Linked DNA regions of Mus musculus: region 2 is linked to region 1. The links are chromatin loops, found by intact Hi-C in ENCODE. Cell type or tissue: heart. All regions are shown on one strand. Links, peaks and the distances in the headings refer to the core of each region. The heading gives the core; the rest is flanking DNA.

What was found. A loop is a pair of places that touch in the nucleus more often than their neighbours do. Peaks named below come from ENCODE experiments on the same cell type or tissue, not always from the same donor. Only the 100,000 strongest peaks of a DNase experiment are listed, where the experiment ranks them.
Region 2: a loop joins it to region 1, with 14 times the contacts of the local background. A loop is called at or near these places in 5 of 42 quality-filtered maps.

What each region holds. Positions count from the first base shown.
Region 1 is chr12:80,154,524-80,162,087 of GRCm38, forward strand. No RefSeq gene overlaps it. Among named protein-coding and RNA genes, the nearest start is that of 2310015A10Rik, 25 kb to the left of the region's middle. In heart, for the core only: a CTCF peak has its summit at 3,414 (motif pointing right); no DNase peak of the experiment used is centred there.
Region 2 is chr12:80,758,007-80,764,249 of GRCm38, forward strand. It overlaps Ccdc177 (coiled-coil domain containing 177), which reads right to left and starts at 2,709. Exons shown (of 2, transcript NM_001008423.2): 1 at 2,391-2,709; 2 at 1-1,520. The coding sequence starts at 1,492. In heart, for the core only: a CTCF peak has its summit at 2,733 (motif pointing left); a DNase peak (open chromatin) is centred at 385; H3K4me3 peaks cover 2,827 bases; H3K27ac peaks cover 1,040 bases; H3K27me3 peaks cover 4,261 bases.

The sequences.
Region 1 (7,564 bases), core at 1,405-6,404:
TTGGTCTCTAGCCTGCTGTGCTCTTGGGGACATGATAGAACATGACGATTTGAAGGTAGGGACCTGGGGAGGAAGTTGGGACATTAAGGCTGTGCCTTTGAAGGGGAACCTGGGACCCTGACCCCTTCTACTCCATCCCCTGTTACCCAACATTGTGAGCTGAGTCCTCCTCCTACACCATACCATGCTACGGCAGGCCCAAAGCAGCCAGGCACATGATCACAGCTGAGGCCCTCGAGACTACACGGCCCTTTCCTCAGATTAAATTGTCTGTCTCTGGTGTTTCATCACAGGGATAGAATACTGGGTAACACAATTATCGTTACTCAGACACCTTTCTCGTCGAACTATTTCCCTCATAATTTAACTGAGCCTTCGAGTGCCTGTTTCTGAAGGTCTCCATGTCACATACAAGTTTGATAAGTCAGTGTGCTGTGTGTTTTCTCTTGTTATCCTGCCCGTTGCTGTGGCGAGTTCACCGGGACACCATGGGTTGCAAGGAAAAGCTTCGCTCCTCCCTGTCCTGATAGAAAAGTTCTGGCGCTTGGTTTGGTTTGATTTGGTTTTGGTTTTCAAGACAGGATTTCTCTGTGTAGCCCTGGTTGTCCTGTCCTGGAACTCCAGGCTGACCTCAGGCTCACAGAGATCTGCCTTCCTCTGCCTCCTGAGTGCTGGGATCAAAGGTGGGCACCACCTGACATAAAACAAATCTTTAAAAAAGGAAGAAGAGAAATTGTGAGAGGGAAAAAAAATGCTCAGGCAAAGGAGTCTGGGAGGGCCTTATGGGCATAGGGTGGGGTATGAAGAGTCCTTGCTGACCCTAGAAAGAATGATGTCCTCCTGGCATTTGGGAGCAAGTCATCTTGCAGGCCAGCCTCCTCTTTGGACACTATGCAACTGGAGCGGCCTCTGATCCCAGACCCACTCATGGACACATGGCTCCAGAATTATTCACCCTCTGCTCCCAGAGTTGAGTTTGCATATGAAACTTCCAATCTAACAACTGCCAAAGACAGGAGAGAGAGAGAGAGAGAGAGAGAGAGGGAGAGAGAGAGAGAGAGAGAGAGAGAGAGAGAGAGAGAGAGAGAGAGAGAGAGGTGCAACATGTAAAAAAGAATTGCAAACACACCGTTGGTATTTCTGCTCATTCTCTTATGCACAGCTTTCCTCCCTGGGCAGCCTCGGGAGCTGACTCTCTCTCTCTCTCTCTCTCTCTCTCTCTCTCTCTCTCTCTCTCTCTCACACACACACACACACACACACACACACACACACCTCATAGAAGCCTCACAGAGGCACAGGCCCTTCCCTAAGTCACAGGCCTTTGAAGCCCAGGTTCCTGAGCTGAGGGCCAGGGTTGGCAGGACCCAGTCACAGAGCCAATCCCTTCCCACACGGCTGAGACGGCTTAATCTTTGCTCCTCAAAGCTTGGGTCTGTCTTCCTCCAGTCCCTAAAGGACCAGACAGAGGCCTCAGAGGCCTTGAGCCTGGGAAACCATTAGGCCTGTGGCCACTGCCCAGGGGACTTCCTACCCTTGTCTTTGTGCCTTGCTCAGCTGAAAGTTCCCCAAATGTGGAATGACAGGACCATGAAGTGGCTGGCCTCCCTGTTGCCAACCTTCCCCAAAGTTGGCATGCTGCTGCCCTGACTTCTGAGGCCCTGAGAGAACCTGGGCTTACATTCATGGACTCCTTTCTCTGTGGAGAAGGCATCCTGTGAGCTCCCCACAGAGCAGACCCATGGTCACCAGGACTTAGCTCACAAACAGCCAGCCAGAGCTCTTCCCTGCTCCCTGGATGGTTCCTAGGAATCAGCTGCCCCAGGAGCTGATGCTAGCCCTGCAGCTCCACACCCCCCCACTCCCTCCCACTGCAGCCTATTCATGGCAGATGGGGCATTTGAGCCCAACAGACATGCTGTGCCGGACCATTAAGACCTTTGCCAGCAGCACAAAGGTGCCCCACATCACCAAGGTGCTAAATTCACATGAGGAGAACCATGTAATCACATGATCGAATGGCAGCAAGAAGCAGGCTCAGGACCCCTGATAAGAAGAAAAGAGGAGGGGGAAGGCATGTCAAGGAAGGGGGAGGGCGAGGAGGAGGCCACTGGAGAAATGACTCAGTGGATAAGAGCACTGGCTTTCCTTCCAGTGGACCCAGATTAGATCCCCAGCACCCACATGGTGGCTCGTAGCAGTCTGTAACTCCAGGTTCAGGAGCTCCAACCCTCTATTCTGGTCTTCTCAGAGGCACCGTATGCACACAGTGCACTTTATATATACATGCAGGCAAAACAAACATAAAGTTAAAAAAAAAATTCAGACAGGGTTACTGCTCTGTGTAGATCTGGTTGTCCTGGAATTCACTCTGTAAATGAGGCTGGCCTCAAACTTGGAGATCCGCTTGCCTCTGCCTTCCAAGTAAGTGCTGGGATTAAAGCCATGTGCCACCTCCATCTGGCAAATACACATTTTTAAAAAGAATATATGAGTCGGAGCTGGACAGATGGCTCAGCGGTTAAAAGCACTGACTGCTTTTCTGAAGGTCCTGAGTTCAAATCCCAGCAACCACATGGTGGCTTACAACCATCTGTAATGGGATCTTCTGGAGTGTCTGAGGTCAGCTACAGTGTACTCGTATAATATGTATATATGAAGAGAGAGAGAGAGAGAGAGATGACTATTTGAAAGTTCTTGTTTATGTCCAGAAAAAAGTCCCTTTTAGTAATGCTGAGTTTTTAATCTATGTTGTCTCAAAGTGTAGATATAAACTCGTTTAGATTGGTTATTGCGCCAACCTAGAACATTCAAGGGACAAATCCGTAGTCTGCCCCTCTTAAACCCACCCTCAGAATCTCTGGGACAGAGCCTAGGACCCTGCTTGTTTAAAATCCTGTTTAAATCTGAAGTTTCAGAACCATTACTAAGATGAACACATTTTGCTTTTTGGATCAGTGAGACCCCAGATGTGAGAAGTCAAGGCCTTAGGTCCTCGTCTCTTAAAATAAGGGTAAGAAGCTGGGCATAGCAGCTGACACCTTTAACCTCAGCATTCTGGAGGCAGAAGAAGGTGGATCTCTACGAGTTTAAGGCCAGCCTGGTCTACATTGTAAGTTCCAGGACAGCCAGGGCCATATGGAGGCCCTGTCTCAAAAACACCAAACATAAAATAGGATAATAATGATAAGTGTAAAGTTAGAGCAAGTGTAAAACACTTGTCTTAGACCAACATAAAGTAAGTGCTTAACGCTTGGTAGCCATTCTTTTCCTACTAATGGGCCTAGGTGCTTCTGTCGCCACTCTGTGCTACGGCTGTACATAGTCACTCACAATCCTGGGACCTGTTCTAAGTCCTCCAAATGGGTAGATTGGCTGCACTTTTCCATTCTATGAAAAGCTGTAATTTTACATCTGGCCACTAGAGGGCAGCATCTGCCTATCTTTTATTTTTAAATTGGTCATTTATTTTTATTCATTCATTCGTTTGCTTGGTTGGTTGTTTATTTAAACGGGGGTTTCTTTATGTAGCTCTAGCTAACCTAGAATCCCCCAGGTGGCTCAGGCTGACCTTGAACTTAAGAGCGAGCGCTAGACCTGCCTCTGACTTCCTAGTGCTGGGATTCTCTTTTATTTTTAAGTTATCTTTCTTATCTTAAAAAACACTTCTAAAACAGCATTTTCTTCCCCAGTTGTGTGGAAGGCAAGCTGGCTGAGAATTACATAGGCTTCTCACTTTGCCGCAGCATTCCGCTGATGTGCACCCTCCTTCAAGAAGTCCTTTATGACTACTGTAACTTAAGATAAAGCCTACAAGTCCACACACAGCTTATTAAAATACAGTTTATATAATACCCTAAAATACTTTTCTTTAAAACCCAGTTTTCCCAATGCCTCGAATTATAAAGTAACAATTTTGTTCCTAAGCCTAGGGTCTCCCACACATGCCCAGTGACAGTTTACTGGTCATTGCAGTGCCACACAACTGCACACCAAAATACCCCCCCACTTTCTGTCTGCACAGGCTACCATTCTCCACCCTTCCAGCTGGGGTATGTGTGGAAAAATATACAGGAAGCCTCGGGGGAGGTGGGGTGGTAGCTCCTTCTAGACTCTCAGGGTTCCCACCTCAACCAGGCTCCAGGAATGGCTTCCCACCCTGCAGAATCAAACCATTCTAGCACTTGGAAGGACTGGGTTCCCATCTCAGGAGCTAGACAGAGGTTCCCAGTGATAGCCACTCTCCAAGCAGAACCTGGAGAATGGTCAATATGTCCATTTGGGCATCCACCACTACATGAGGTCTATGTGGGAGGTTAAGAGGCAGACATGGAAAGAGAATGAGGGACAGACAGGTAGCCAGCCAGTGGTGGATAATGGTGAGCTATGAGCTACCACAGTAGACAGCTGGACTGGACTATGAATAGGGACACAGTGAGAAACCAACCAATCCCTGATGTAAGCACGTGGAGGCACTCATACCCCATCCCTGAAGGAGCCTGCTGGTCCTCAGACTGGGTGTCTTCTGTGCTCCCCTATGGGCCTGTACGAAGGTACAGGCGTTGTGGTAGCAGCTGGAGGCTCCCTATAGCTGTCCACCCAGTCCCAGCTCCCCTTTCCTCCAGCCACAGCCTCTGGCCCAGGACAGAAATCCCTTCATCCCCCGTCACTGTGGGTATCTGTGGTACATGCTGGCCTTTGAACATCTTTTGGCTGCTTGCAGAGCCCTAAGATGTTGCCGTGAATCCACGTGGCTGGGATGGGGCTGCACACCCCACTGTAAGATGTGCACAGGACCTAAGTGAGGCCAAGCCTACAAGCAAATCCTATGCTCTGTTTGGGGTTGCCTTATTGCATGCCCACAGTGGATATCACTCCCCTCACCCCCATGTGTTTCTTTACTAGCCATGGAAAGTTGGGGAAGCTAGAGTTAGCAGCTGCCATCTTGCCACCTTGGGGAGAGAGGTATTTGAGAATGGGGTCAAACCAGAGAGAATGAAACCCTGCTCTGTTGCTTGACTCCTGCCTGAGCATTATGGGAAACCAGCATTACCCTGATACATCAGTTATTTAAGCCAGTAAACGGTCCTGGCTTCACCAGCTTTGGTTAGGATTCTAACCGGTGATTATAGAGTGTCACAGCTGTCACTGGGTTGGGCCATTGATGAACTATTTTATCATCTGGTCCTGATCTTCTATGAAACCCAAAGACTCCTGCTGGCTCTCTTCTATCCTCTCACTTGCTTTGGCTTCAAACTTTGCTATTGTGTAGCGTGCATTGAGCTTTCCAGGAGATGGGGTTAGCTCTGCCATAGCCTACCTACTGGTAGGTTAGAAACACACTCCAGGTCCCCACTTGTCAACAGAAAGGTCCGGGCTGGGCTGTCAGGCCTCTCCACGCAGCCATTTTCTTTCCCTTCGTGTTTGAATTTGGCCAAGCTAATGAAGTCTCTAACCAACCCAGTGTTTCTCAACCTGTGGGTTAAAGGACCCTCTTACAGGGGTTGCCTAAGACCATCAGAAACATAGTTACATTATGAATCCATAGTAGTAGCAAATTATAGTTATGAAGTAGCAAGAAATTGTACGGTTAGGGGTCAGCACAGCATGAGGAACTGTATTAAAGGTGACAGCATCAGGAAGGTTGGGAACCTCTGCTCTAACCCTCTGTATTCCTACTGCGTTCCCTCTGTAGCCACACTGGGTTCATCCCCATCTCTCTGTAGCCAGGCTAGGCTCCGCCCCTTCTCACTTTACCAAGTGAAACTTTGCCTTCAGTAGAGCCTTGTAGGTGTTCTTCTAGACAAAATATTCTGGATGGGCAAGAAGACACCATTCTAATTCCCAAACAAAGTACCAAGTTAACCGTGAGCCTTGATTTTTGTATTATTGGGTGTGTCCCACTTCCCTTGCTGGGTATGAGTATTGAAATCACGTAAGCTTGAATTAGGAAGGACCTTGTGCAGACGTGGTAGGGTGCGGAAAGGTGACACCAGTGACTTCCAAGTTGAGGAGCAGATCTAGTTAAGTGCTTCAGCACACTGTGGCTCATTAAATTCAGAATCCTGTGGGGACACTTTCCATTTGAAGAGGTGGGTTTCTGTTTGTTTGTTGTTTGTTTTGTTGTTGTTGTTTGCTTTGCTATTGTTTTACCAAGTTCTGTTGGAGTTCGTCAAAAGACCCTTACTCAGGCTGGTGAGATGGCTCAGTTGGTAAGAGCACCCGACTGCTCTTCCAAAGGTCCGAAGTTCAAATCCCAGCAACCACATGGTGGCTCACAACCATCCGTAACGAGATCTGACGCCCTCTTCTGGAGTGTCTGAGGACAGCTACAGTGTACTTACATATAATAAATAAATAAATAAATCTTTTTTAAAAAAAAGACCCTTACTCAGAAAGACCACAGAGACCGCCGCCATCGCTGCAAACCGCATGAGGAATTTTATTGATCCAACATGTTGGGGACTCCCCTCTCGGCATGCAGGCCAGAGGAGAGAGACCAAGAACAAAGAAAGAACACACTTTTTATACCTTTGTAAGGGGCAGATTTGAGCAACAGGGTTCTCATTGGTGTCATTGGTTGGTTTGTATAGTGACTAAGTAACCCTTTGGCCTAGTGACTCACTTTGCCTGCCCCCATGGTGGGTTATTATGATTTGGTCAGCAAAGTAATAGTACATTAACGTCACAGCTATTAACGAACGTCAGGGGAATTCTTGCAACAAGGTCAGGGTGGTTTGTGGTCTTTGTCAGAATTCAGTGTGGGGCAGGGGGCAGGAGAATTGCTAATCTTGTTATTGTTATTTCTCTTGAGAACAGCTAATATTGTTTTGGTAGCTGCAGGCTTAATCATTTTGACCACTAAAACTCTGTTTTTACATTTGTTTAGTCAGCCAGCTTCCTTATCTGGCTCTGCACTTGGCCTGCAAGGACAGTTTGGGAAGTCCTTTTTGAAGGGGGAAAGTACTGGGTGGTTTTGAATTCATTTTGGATATTACAGTTCCAGGCCTTCACTTTATTCTTATAAAATACATACTTTTATGAAATTGTGACCATCACTATGGCCCGGGCGCTTTTTCAGCTCTCATCCTCCCGTTTGCCTTATTGGTTTTGTCAGGGCTGTGGATTTAATGGGTCCAAAACACCAGAGAAACGTGTTGACCAAGAGGAGACCAACCAGAGAAGCTGTATCGAGCTGAGCATGCTCACTTAGTCACTTAGATCTCTAGAGAGAGGAGCCACTGACTGTGCTGGCCCGCACTTCGGAAGAGCAGAGACGGATTCGTACTGTACCTTCCCCGGACTTCCGCATCCGACCCTTTCCTCTCGGGTAAAAACCATTAATGCAGCAGCGTCTTCATAGAGCTAGGCTGAGCCCGGGGGTTCTCTACGCCTACCTGTTTCCGGTGCGATTTGTCCTGAACTCACGATTGTTCCTCCCATCTCCACCTCCTCCGAGCACCTTGCGATTACTGGGATGCGCTACATACCTGGCTCCCTATGTCTTTACAAGTCTTAGGGGAGAGGAATTGGGCCTTTGAAATGACTTCTTGCTATGCGTCCC
Region 2 (6,243 bases), core at 1-5,000, 600 kb after region 1:
GCTGCAGTTGGCCCTCTTGCCGCTCTCGGGCGCGCGCCGCCCGCTGGGCGCGCTCCCGGCGGACCAGCTCCGCGCGCTCCCGCCCCTCTTGCCGGCCCTCCTCCCTCTGCTTCAGGTTCTGCTCCTGCTGCAGCTTGCGCAGCCGGTCGTCCCGCGCGGCGCGTTCCACCCGCTCCCGCCGCAGCAGTCCCTGACGCTCCGCCAGCTCCCGCCGCCGCTCCTCGCTGCGCTCGCACTGCTGCTGCCGCCTCCGCGCGGCCTCGCGCTCCTCCCGGCCCCGGCGACCGCGCCGCTCCTCCACCTGCGCCGCCCAGGCCCGCCGGCCCCGCTCCAGCGCGCGCTGCTTCTCTCGCTCCTCGCGCTCCCGCCGCTGTTCGGCGCGCACGCGCTGCTGCTCCCACTGGCCGTGGGCCGCGGCGCGCTGCTCCAGCAACAGGCGCTCTTCCTGGTGCCGGGCCAGCATGAGGGCGGCGATCTTGCGGTCGCGCTCGGGTACCCCGCGCAGGCCTCGCTCGGCGCGCACTTGGCGGACGATGCGCTCCACATGCTGGGCTGTCTGCGGCGAGTGGCTCAGGTCTCCGAGGCTGAAGCTGCGGGCCGTGAGCGGAACCAGAGCAAGGGCCGAAGGGCGGCCCAGTGGGTTAGGTGCAGACGACGCCGAGCCCGCGGGGCAGCTGTTCCTGGCGGAAGCTCGAGGTGGCCAGCGAAGCTCCCGAAGGCTCTCCCCGCTGTAGGACGACGACGAGGCCCCGGACTCGGAGCTCAGGGCACCGTCCCTCCGGCGGGAGAGCGAGTCCAGCGAGTGGCTCTTTCTACCTGTCCGAGAACCGGCGGGCGGAGGCCGGCTCCTGGCGGGGGGACTGGGAGAAGTCCTTCGAGCAACTCGCGAGGCGGGCGAGGCCGGGAGGCTGCTGCTGCTGCTGCAGCTGCTGCTGCTGCCCCCGCTCAGGGCCGAGGCTGAGGCTGAGGCTGAGGCCGAGGCCGGGGCTGCCGCCGGACCCTTCGGTGTGAACAGGCGCCGCTTCTCCTCGCGCATGATGCGCTCGCGCTCGGCGCGGCACTGCTGCAGTTTGGCCAGGCGCTCCGCCTCGTAGGCCTCGTACAGGCCGGTGGCCACGCGCATGGAGCGGCCCGGGGCCTCGCGCACCAGGTCGGCCAGGGCCCGAGGCAGCAGCTCCACGGGCTTGACCGCGCATCGGGCGCAGGCCTCCAGAGAGCGGGGGCTGGTCAGGACGTAGCGGCTGCCCTCTGCCTCGGGGCAGGCGAAATTGAAGAGATCGAGGTGCAGCAACGGAGACTGCTCCCGACGTCCACCTTCTGCCCCGCAGGGGACTTCAGCCTTACGGGGCGCCGCCGCGGAGGCGGAGGCCGAGGAGGCAGCCGGCTGCTGGGCTCCCTGGGCATCGGGGGGCTCGGACGCTGTGGCCTCATCCCCTTCAGAGCCACCGGGCTCCGCTCCCTCTTTCTCCTCTTCTGGCACCGGGTCCACCATAGCTGAACCTCGTTCTTTGTTGGAGTCCCTGAGATGACAGAGGGGCGGGGGGACATAGAGGATCTGTGAGCTGTTCCTCCCTCCTCAGCCATATTTACCCCTCCCAACTTAATCCGATTTCAGATTAGGCTCAGGGGCCTGATGGAACGTAAATCCTAAAACTGATGCCCCAAAAACTCAGGCTGGGCAGTTGCGGTGGGGGGACGCTGGGCCTTAGACAGCAGCCTCAGTCTCCCTCAGACCTAGAATGCAGGGCCTTTCAGGAGACCACATTGGCGTGAGGCCCACTAGCTGCATCCCCTTCCTGCAAAGATTGAAGTGCAAGGAAGGCTGCAGCCAGCGAGGGAGGCGCTGGAGGATTCCCCGGAGGATTAGCTATTTGTTTGTAGCTTAGGCGGGCTGCTGGGATGCAGCTTTGCAAGAACACAAAAGGGGAAGGGGCCTGTGCATGCCAAAGTGCATTGCTGCGAGGGCCCCAGTTGCCTAGGAAGAAGTTTATGGTTGATTTCTCTCTACCAAAAGGACCCGGAGCGCAGGGCCCCCGGGAGATGGAAGGGCTGAAAAGAGTCTCCAAAGGCTTCTCCGAGTGGAGTGATGGATTCTTTCTCCAGCCTCTCCAGCGGGGCTTGCTGGGAGCTCTCTGCCTTCCTCTTCCTCCAGCCCCCACCCGGTGTTTGCTCAAGATGCACAAGGCACCTGAATCCTCCCAGATGCACCCGATCTCCAAGGCCGAATGTGTAGTTAAAGGTACCATCAACCCCAGTATGGTGGACTCAGACATCAGCCGCTGATGCTCACCAGTTTCCGCACCGCATCTCAGGGGAGTGGGCTCTTAGAGCGCCGTAAACCCTGCCGCTCCATTCTGGGAGCTGCTAGGTCTCCGAGCGGGTTCACTTACCCCAGGTCCGGGCTCCGGCCCCCTTGCCGAGGGCTTTTGTTCGCCTCTCGCTGCTCTCCCCGGCGCCTCTTCAGTCCCTGCGCCGGCGGGGTCGGGTTACTGCCGGCTGCAGCAGCCAGCGTCTCTCCATGGGAGACTACGAACTGGGAGCACACATCCCAGACGCTACCTACCCGGGGGAGGGGGAGTGCGACAAAGTCTCCCTAAAATAACGTAGCTCTGCTCCCTTGCTCACAACTGATTCTTAAAAAAGGAAGCTGGGTTCTTCCCTCGCCTCTGCATCCATCTCCACCTCTACCGCCAAGGTACCGCAGGTCTCTCGCTGCTCCTGGCGCCTCCTGGTGGCCACTTAAGGGTATTCATTTCTTTGCTTAGAGGACGACAAAGCAATTAAAAATACAGTAACTACACATGTATGCATATAAATGAATGCATGCATACATACGTAATACAGAGAGATGTGGACATAGCAGTTATCACCAGAAATCTAGTCTTTGGGCACCTTAGGCGGGTACAATGAAGGAATCAGTATATTTCTCAAAGGGATCTTAAGCAGACCAACAAGTCAGCAAGTAATTGGGTAGAAAGAGGGCACCTGGTCCAAATAGTGATTTTTATTTATTTAAGGAAAGCTAAGATGGGAGAACGAATGAGAACAAAGAATGATGCCACATTATGAAATTGCCATTACCTTGTTTGCTCACCTAAATAACTAAAAACAGTCGACAAAAACACACGGGTTCAGGCGGCAGAACACAAGTGACCAGCGGATGCTGCTTCCGAGTCGCTAGTTTCATACGATGAGACTGATCCTGATCGATGCCATGTAATGAGTGCTTTTTGATGACACCTCATCCTACCCTTCCATCGTGAGTGGTAGTGGCCAAAGACATCCCAGATTAGAATCCTCCAAGGAATGGGGGGGGGGGGGAGGTGTAGCATTAGAGAGTGTGGTGAACTATGATGCTAAAGAATCCGAAGGGCTGGTTGGTGGTGATGCCCGCCTTTGATCCCAGCACTCAGGAGGCAGAGGCAGGTGGAGCTCTGTGAGTTCAAGACCAGCCTGAGCTACAGAGTTCCAGGACAGCCAGGGCTACACAGAGAAACTAAACAAGCAAACAAAGGAAACCATGAGGGGAAAGTAAAGTTTTTGTTTTGTTTTGTTTTGTTTTGTTTTGTTTTGTTTTGGAAAGGGAAGGTTTTGAACAAGGAAATAATGCCGCAGATAGACTTTTTAGGAACATAACTCTAGCAACAACAGGGCAAGGCCCAAGAGACTAAGGAAGCAGTTGGGGAGGCACTGCAGGTACCCAGCACAGGGAATGTTGGAACCAGAAAGGGAGCGGTGGTAGGAAAGGAGGAAGGTGGGGGTTTGTAAATACAGTGGAAGGAACCACACTCAAAGCTTGGCTCTAGTGTGTGAAGTGAGGGATCAAGGATGGCTGCCTGGAGCAGTGGGATGCTGAGACAGACAGACAGACAGACAGACAGACAGACAGACACGGAAAGCGTGGATCCAGGAGGGAAGATTAGCTGGTATGGAATGCCAGTTATGGGCAGTTGCCCCTCTCCGTCATTAGAGTAGGACCATCCAACAGGTGGCTGGTTAAGTCATACTAGAGGTCTGGACTGGAACTAGATCGAGGATGTCACCATCTATGTAAGGTCCCTGTGATGGCTAGTTTTCTGTCCACTTGACACATGCTAGAGTCATTTAAGAAGAGGTGACCTCAACTGAGAAAATGCACCCCCAGACTACTCTGAAGGCAAGACTTGCATTTTCTTAATTAGCGATTGATGAGGGGGTGCCTGCCCATTGTGGGTGGTTTCACCTCTGGTGATTCTGGAGTGTGTAAGAAAGCAGGCTGAGTAAGCGTTCAGGAGCAAGCCAGTAAGCAGCAGCCTCTCGTCTTCTTACCTTGAGTTCCTGCCCTGACTTCCGCTTTCTCTCTCTCTCTTTCTTCCTTTCTTTCTTTCTTCCTTTCTTTCTTTCAAGATTTATTTATTAGCCAGGTGTGGTAGCGCACGCCTTTAATCCCAGCACTGGGGAGGTAGAGGCAGGCAGATTTCTGAGTTCGAGGCCAGCCTGGTCTACAAAGTGAGTTCCAGGACAGCCAGGGCTATACAGAGAAACCCTGTCTCGAAAAACCAAAAAAAAAAAAAAATTTATTTATTATTATAAGTACACTGTAGCTGTCTTCAGATTTCAGATGCACCAGAAGAGGGCGTCAGATCTCATTATGGATGGTTGTGAGCCACCACGTGGTTGCTGGAATTTGAACTCAGGACCTTCGGAAAAGCAGTCAGTGCTCTTAACCACTGAGCCATCTCTCCAGCCCCTGACTTCCTTTGATGATAAAAATATGACTGTAAGCAGAAATAAAATCTTTCCACCCCAAATTGCTTTTAGTCATGGTATTCCATCACAGCAATGGAAACCCCAACTAAGACAGGTCTTAGAATGAATAATATGTGTGAGACCACGAAGATAGGAAAGATGGGTTGATAACAGGATATCAGTGATAGGATTTCAAAGAAAAAGCAGACCCATGGATGAGACCAATAAGGAACGGAAGGAGAGTGTGCTTGCTATGTGAGGAGAGCGCTCAGAAGAACGTGATTCAAGTACTAAAGGCTACAGAAGTCCAAATGGGTTTCTTCTGGAATCAAATATCCAAAGTAACAGTCATCAGACTGAGTGACACTGGCAAACATCCCACCACGTTGTACGGGGAGCAGATGCCAAAGTGCAATGGTGATCGAGGAAGTAGGAGGTATTGATGCAACTCTTAGGCAATGATGTTAGGAGTTGTAAGGCTTGAACCTCACAAGCTAGCAAGTTAGCCCCTGTGGTGCATAGATGCTGATAGAGGACCTGTTTCTCATCTACAGAAAGAAAGAACATGGGGTTTGTCTTTTTGATCACAGTGGGACCAGGTGGACAGTACACATTAAATGGGCTTATGTTACAGGTGAGACACTTCCCCCCCTCCCCCCACCTCCCTTCTCCCTCTTGTTCCAGCCCCACTCACTCTGGTCCATAGTTTTTTTGTTTTTTGTTTCTCATTACGGATGTTTATGAACTCATGACCTCCGGAAGAGCAGTCAGTGCACTTAACCCCTGAGCCGTCTCACCAGCCCCAGGTGAGGCACTTTTAAAGGGAGCTTAATTTACATCACCAACTTGATTGGATTTAGAATCACCTAGAGATCTACCTCTAGGTGTATCTGTAAAGTCATTTCTAGGTTTAGCTGGGGAGGGAAGGCCCAGTCTGCATATGAGAGCATCATCCCATGGTCTGGGGTCCTGGACTGAATGAAAGAAGGGAATGAGTGGCAGGGGTGTGGCTCCATTGTTAAAATATTTACCTGGCATCTACAAAGCTGTGGGCTTGATTTTCATCACCATATAAAGCCCTGCATGGCAGTGCATACCTGTAACCCCAGCACTCAAGACGCAGAAGCAAAAAAATCAGAAAATTCAAGATTAGCCTTAGCTGCATATTGACTTGGAGGCAAGCCTATGCTGAATTACAAAGGCCCTGCTGTCTCAAAAAGAAAGAGGAAAAGGGAATATGGGCTAAGCACCAACACCCTTTGTTTCTATTCTCTGCTTCCTTACTATGGACACAATATGACCAGTCACCATGCCATCCATCACGATGAACCATACCCCTTTTAAACCAGGAATCAAAATAAACATTTTCCCTTCAGTGGCTTGTATCAGATATTTGGCCATAGCAGGGTGAAGAGTTACTAACAGGAGAGCTAAGAGTGAACCTGGTTCTCTTGTGTCCCAAGGGAGGCATTGTTTTAGTTATCCTGACTGGCAGAGAAATCCTCCCTCTGACTT